2 separate regions of the Homo sapiens genome follow, and region 1 is linked to region 2. The links are chromatin contacts, found by Hi-C in ENCODE. All regions are on one chromosome and are shown on one strand. The core of a region is the stretch at or near the end of the contact, and the rest is flanking DNA. Distances in the headings are between cores, read along the strand shown. Region 1 holds the start of CCNY (cyclin Y). Region 2 overlaps PARD3 (par-3 family cell polarity regulator).

What was found. A loop is a pair of places that touch in the nucleus more often than their neighbours do. Pooled maps may share reads with other maps.
Region 1: a map with no recorded cell type shows a loop between it and region 2 (8-fold over the local background). The contact joins the promoter of CCNY here to the enhancer-like site in region 2. A Hi-C loop is called at or near these places in 3 of 37 single-sample maps with no recorded cell type and 4 of 50 pooled maps.

What each region holds. Positions count from the first base shown.
Region 1 is chr10:35,334,978-35,337,772 of GRCh38, reverse strand. It overlaps CCNY (cyclin Y), which reads right to left and starts at 1,264. Exons shown (of 10, transcript NM_145012.6): 1 at 566-1,264. The coding sequence starts at 719. It overlaps CCNY-AS1 (CCNY antisense RNA 1), which reads left to right and starts at 1,349. Exons shown (of 4, transcript NR_186477.1): 1 at 1,349-1,553; 2 at 1,697-1,845. RefSeq lists a silencer at 899-1,638.
Region 2 is chr10:34,537,367-34,540,066 of GRCh38, reverse strand. All of the region lies in intron 2 of PARD3 (par-3 family cell polarity regulator), which reads left to right. Among named protein-coding and RNA genes, the nearest start is that of PARD3, 280 kb to the left of the region's middle. RefSeq lists an enhancer at 1-187. Within about 2 kb of position 1,331, at least 8 of the 41 ENCODE cell types and tissues checked have a DNase peak (open chromatin) inside an H3K27ac peak, as active enhancers do.

The DNA.
Region 1 (2,795 bases), core at 15-2,514, 800 kb before region 2:
CCTGGAACCGCCACTCAAAAAAATCATTTTTTAAAAAAAACGGTAGAATGGGAACGGGGGAAGTGGAGTCCATTTGTAAGGTTCCGGGGAACTGACTCAACATGGTTCTCCAACTCGAGGTTGGAGACACCGGGATTCCAAAATGGGAATCCACTCACTTCGCTTTTATAGGACAAACGCGTGCACAACTTGGCTTCGGGCTGCATTCAGGTAGTGCCGGGAACCCCGAGCTCCCGGGCCGCCCCCACCCAGCTCTGGCCGCTCCATTAAGGACGAGGGCCGGCTCCTGTCACCTCGCGACCCACGCGCACACACCCGCCCTAGGCCCGCCGTGCTCGATGCCGCGGGCCTGCAAAGTTTCCGCGGCCGCTCACTTGGGGGTAACCAGCGAGGGGTACGCCCAGAGGCTGCGGGGCCCCGGGCGCCTAGGCTGCGCGGGCGAAGCCCCGGTTATGCACGGGTCGCCGAGACCGGCTGGGCAAGCAAGAGCAGCCGGGCCGCCCCGACGTTGGCTGTGCGACTGTTGCCGCGGGGGCGGGTAGGGGGCTCGGCGGGCCGCACTCACCGTCTATGTTCTCCCGGTCGCTGATGTGCTGCAGGTTGCAGCCCGTGTCCTCGCGGCTCAGGTCCGTGTCTGGCCGGTAGGACTCCAGCCGGGAGTGGGCATTCCTCCGGAGCTTGGGACTGGACGACACGCAGCACGAGGTAGTGTTCCCCATCTTCGGCGGCCCCCCGACTCCTGCTGCTATCCTGTTCTCCCAGTCCCCGGGAGCGGGGCGCGGGTGGACGCGGGGCGCGGGCGGCGGGGGCGTGTGGGGAGGCCCGCCCGCTCGCCGCCACGGGAGGGGGCGGAACGGCGGCCGGCCGCCGGGTCAGCAGCGGCGGCGGCGGCGGGGCCTCGCCATGGGCGGCGGCGGCGGCGGCGGCGACGAGCGGGCGACGGCCCCGGCTCCCCCTCGGCCGGCCTATCCGCGGCGGAGGAGCGCTCGGGTCCGCGCGACTGCGGCCGCCGCGCCTACCTCACCCCGCCGCGGCCATGGCGGGCGGCGCCGCGCAGGCCGCCTCCCCCCCGCGCTTCCCCAGTTGGTGTCCGCTTCCCCGGCGGCTGCGGCGACGGCGGCCGCCTCGGCAAGAGGTTCCGGTTCAAGCCGGGGGCACGCGTGTCCGCGCCGGACGGCGGGACTAGCCGACGAGCGGGCGGGCAGCGGGCGTGGGCGCAGCCCCCGGACTCCTCGCGGCGCGGTGCGGCGCGGCCAGGGAGGATGCTGGCGGCCCTCCCTCGCCAGCGGCGCCCGCCCTCGCCGCAGCCCCCGCCCCGCCCCGTCACCGCCCCTTCCCTCTGCCCTGGAAGCAGATCGGCGGCCGCGGGGAGGTTCGGGGCGGCGCAGCCCCGCGCGGTTGTGGGATCGCTCCCGGGGGCCGCTCCTCTCTCGGGCACTGGGGTCGCGGGAGACGTCGTCGGGAGCTCGGTTTCTGGAGGCCCTTCCCCACCCGGCCTCTGCCTCCTCCACTCCCCCGGGCTGGACGGAACGGGGCCCAGCGCGGGATGCGAGGTGCGTCCCCGGGGCCCGCAGCGGGCGGGAGCGCAGCCAGGGCCCGGTCGGGGACGCAGGCCCAGGGCGCTGAGGCTGCACCTGCCTCTCCGAAACCGGGCTGGCTCTTTTTGTCTTTTTATTTTTCTAATTTATTTTTTTAGAGGTATGATTTCGCTCTGTCGCCCAGGCTGGAGGGCAGTGGCGCAATCTCGGCTCACTGCAGCCTCGAACTCCTAGGCTGAAGCGATTCTCCCGCCTCAGCCTCCAAAGTAGCCGGTACTACAGGCGCGCGCCACCACGCCTGGCTAAGGTGTGTGTGTGTGTGTGTGTGTGTGTGTCTCCAAAGTAGCGAGGACTACGGGTGTGTGTGTGTGTGTGTGTCTCCAAAGTAGCGAGGACTACAGGCTCCCGCCACTACGCCAGGCTAAGGTAGGGTGTGTATGTGTGTTAACTTTTTGTAGAGATGGGATCTCCCTTTGTAACACGGGCGCCCGCCACTAAGCCAGGCTAAGGTGGTGAATGTGTGTGTGTGTGTGTGTTAACTTTTTGTAGAGATGGGATCTCGCTTCGTAACCCGGGCTGGTATCGAACTCCTGTCTTCAAGGAATCCTCCCGTCTGGACTCCTCCCATGGGATTACGGGCATGAGCCACGGCACCTGGCTATTTTTTTTTTCTAAGCATTTAAATAAGCTGGGGCTTGATTTGGGAGTTTTCTATTGTATTTTGAGCTTTGCCGAGGACTTGATAGTGACCTTGCTTTAAGCTGTGAAATAAATCTTGGGGTCCCAGAGCTATTTTAATATTGAATTCGCTGTGGAGTTGTTTTGAGTTCCTTGGAGGTTAACATGAGATAGAAAACTAAGTTAACACAACTCATCGACTGCCCTTGCTTTGCTTTGCTTTGCTTTTAGAATGCCATCGGGTTTTGTCATGTTGGGAACAAGTTAACTTAGGCCAGTTGACTAAGATCAAGGTATGTGAACATGCCTGGCTGGGAGAGAAGTAGAGTAAATGTTGGTTCGCATTCCCTCCCGACGCCCACAATGCCAGCCATCCCTGACTTTTCTTGCCTTTATTGGGAAGAATATAAGGTGGCAGAAACAAACTTCCCACCCTTTTTCCAAATATTTACTGAAGGAGTCTTGAGGAGAGTCTTGTGGGGTGGGGGGGTGGGGGTGGGAGCTGGGAATGTTTTTGAACTAGTTCTTGAAAAAAAAACTAGTACAATAGTACAACTGTCTTAATTTTATATATGAGGA
Region 2 (2,700 bases), core at 82-2,581:
AGGCTTCTGTTCCAGGGACTCTGACTCCCCATTCCGCCCTGCACACTTGGTGTGGTTTTCTAGAACTCCTTTTTGAAATAGGAAGATCTGGAAGGTAGTCGCGTATGGTTTCAAGAGAGCTTAAAGTGACAGTGTGTTAGTAAAATGTTTCACAACCACTCTCAGCTGAGGCTGAAGGAGTGGGGACTGATTTGTAGTGTTTGCCAATTTCTTTGGTGTACACACTCCCGCCCTGGCCTATTTCAGGAAGCCAATGGGATGTCCCTGAGTGTGGAGTTGGAAAACACACCATCATACACTTTTACATAGTGTTTCCACTGTGTAGATACAGCAGACCTAGGACAATCCAAGGCCACACAGAGTAGTAAAATGCAACACAGATGATAGGAAGTTTTACTTTCTTTTTGAGACGGAGTCTCGCTGTGTCACCGAAACTGGAGTGCAGTGTCGTGATCTCGGCTCACTGCAACCTCTGCCTCCCAGGTTCAAGCGATTCTCCCTGCCTAAGCCTTCAGAGTAGCTGGGATTACAGGTGCCCGCCACCACACCTGGCTAATTTTTGTATTTTTAGTAGAGAGGGGGTTTTGCCATGTTGGTCTCAAACTCCTGACCTTAGGTGATCTGCCCGCCTTGGCTTCCCAAAGTGCTGGAAATACAGGCGTGAGCCACTGCGCCTGGCTGAGTTTTACTTATTTATTACTCTGCTTTTTAATTTATTTAACTGTAAGTTTATATATCTTAATTTTTAAATGATGAAGGTGGTAATAACTGGCTTGCAAAATTCCTGAAAACTTAAGAGTCCTCATGAGCTAGTCTTCACTGGCTCCAGCATCTGGGAGCACCACAATACTTTACCTAAAATCATTATGGCTGGATGTTAGAATACTGAGTTGTTCAGATTTTAGGCAGGTAATATGGAATATGTGTCATAAGATGTAACACCTCCTGTGATGTCTGAGGCAGGACCCTGTAGTCAAAATTTTGGTATTTCTGTAGCAAAATGTGAATATTCACCAAGTAAATAAATACTACAAATAATCTTGGATTGGTTCAGAGTTGCTTTTGCCACCAAATGTACTTCTAACAAACTTATGAAAAATTTTTCATTTTGAGAGTCATTTGATTTTGGAATTGTGGACAAGGCATCATGAATCTGTGTCATTGTGTTTGCAAGTCACGGTTGGTGTTCCAGGTCTAGAAGAAACTGTGTGTTTGCTTTCTCACAATGAGAAGGAGAAGAAACTCAGCATGATCTCCTACTTGGATCATTGGTGCCCTGCCGGAGCGGCGCCTCACCCCTGCGTTTCTGCAGCCTCTTCTTCCTAGAAGGCTCCTGTCCCGGTGACTCTTCCTGTACTTCATTCTTTCTGCCCAGCTCGTCTGGCCTCCACTCCTCACCAAGTGCTTCATGCAAGATTGATCTGATTTTTCTTTTCACTCCCTCGGTTGGTGTGCAGCCCCCGAGCACATACTTGAAAGAGTGAAGTGAAACTTACAGCCACCTCTGAATAAACATCCCAGCAGTGGAACTGCATGTCCCAAAGTGCTTGAAATCTTGGCTTCTGTGTCTTGGCAAAGCTTATTTTCTTTCAATTTCTATGATTCAGACAGGTTGCAATCTAGTCAGTCATTACCCACATCTTTCTACACCTATTGTAGCCTGTTTATCAGCGAATGTATCTCTGAAGGATTTCAGCTGGTAAATTTGCATTAGGGACAGAGGCAGTTGAGCCAGTGTCTCCCAGAGTGGTCATACGTGCTAGGTGCTCTGATTTCTTGATGTTCCTGTTGTTTTTAAGATCTCACATGGAATATTTGATGCTAGGAACCCTAACTTACCGAATTCAGAGGTTTTTCTTCAGTATTACTTTTTATGAGTGGGAAACTATAAAGATTACATTTTATTTATTTATTTATTTTTGAGACGGAGTCTCGCTCTTGTCACCCAGGCTGGAGTGCAGTGGCGGATCTCGGCTAAACAATTCACAGTCTTGTGCAATATTCTGTTTTGTTCATTTATTACACTTAGGATGAAGTGTCACACTTTGTGAGGTGATTTTTTTCCCTTGTCATTTGCCACTTGCCTAAGTGTACTTCGCTGTCTGACAGTACTGAATCAGGTCAGTTTTTAGGTGGCAGCAATTTATAAATAACCTTCTCTTTCCAAAGAAGAAGCAACAGCTTATTAGTGGTTTGTTTATGAAGCTTGCTTTTAGTTTTAGGCAGCCTGGATGTTAATTGTCTAATCAGAGTTGTGTTTCACCATAAACACTAATGTGGTCAGTGTTTGAGTTTCTGTTTCTCTTTCTTGGACTGGTATTGAAAGACATAACTGATTTTAGATGTCTAAGCAATGGCTTTTCTTTGTATTTGCTGTCATGTCTCCTTATTACCATGGTCTGTGGGGACTGGTGTATGAAAGTGATTTTATTGTCAGAGTGGCTTCCAGTTCTTGGGGCATTAAGACATTTCCAGTAATTTCTGTGGTTGCAGAGATAAAGTTGTTAGTGGGAAGTGTGGACCCCAGTGTAGTCAAGGTCTGGGTTGGTTGGACTTCGAATCTGTGAACACCCATTGTCTCCTTGGCTTTGGCAGATGCATCCTGGTTGCTCCTTTTGTAGTACTGCTCTTATTTCCTTCTGTGTCATTGGCTCTCTCATTCTTCACCAGAAATTGTTTTTTCATTTTGTTTTTAATTTT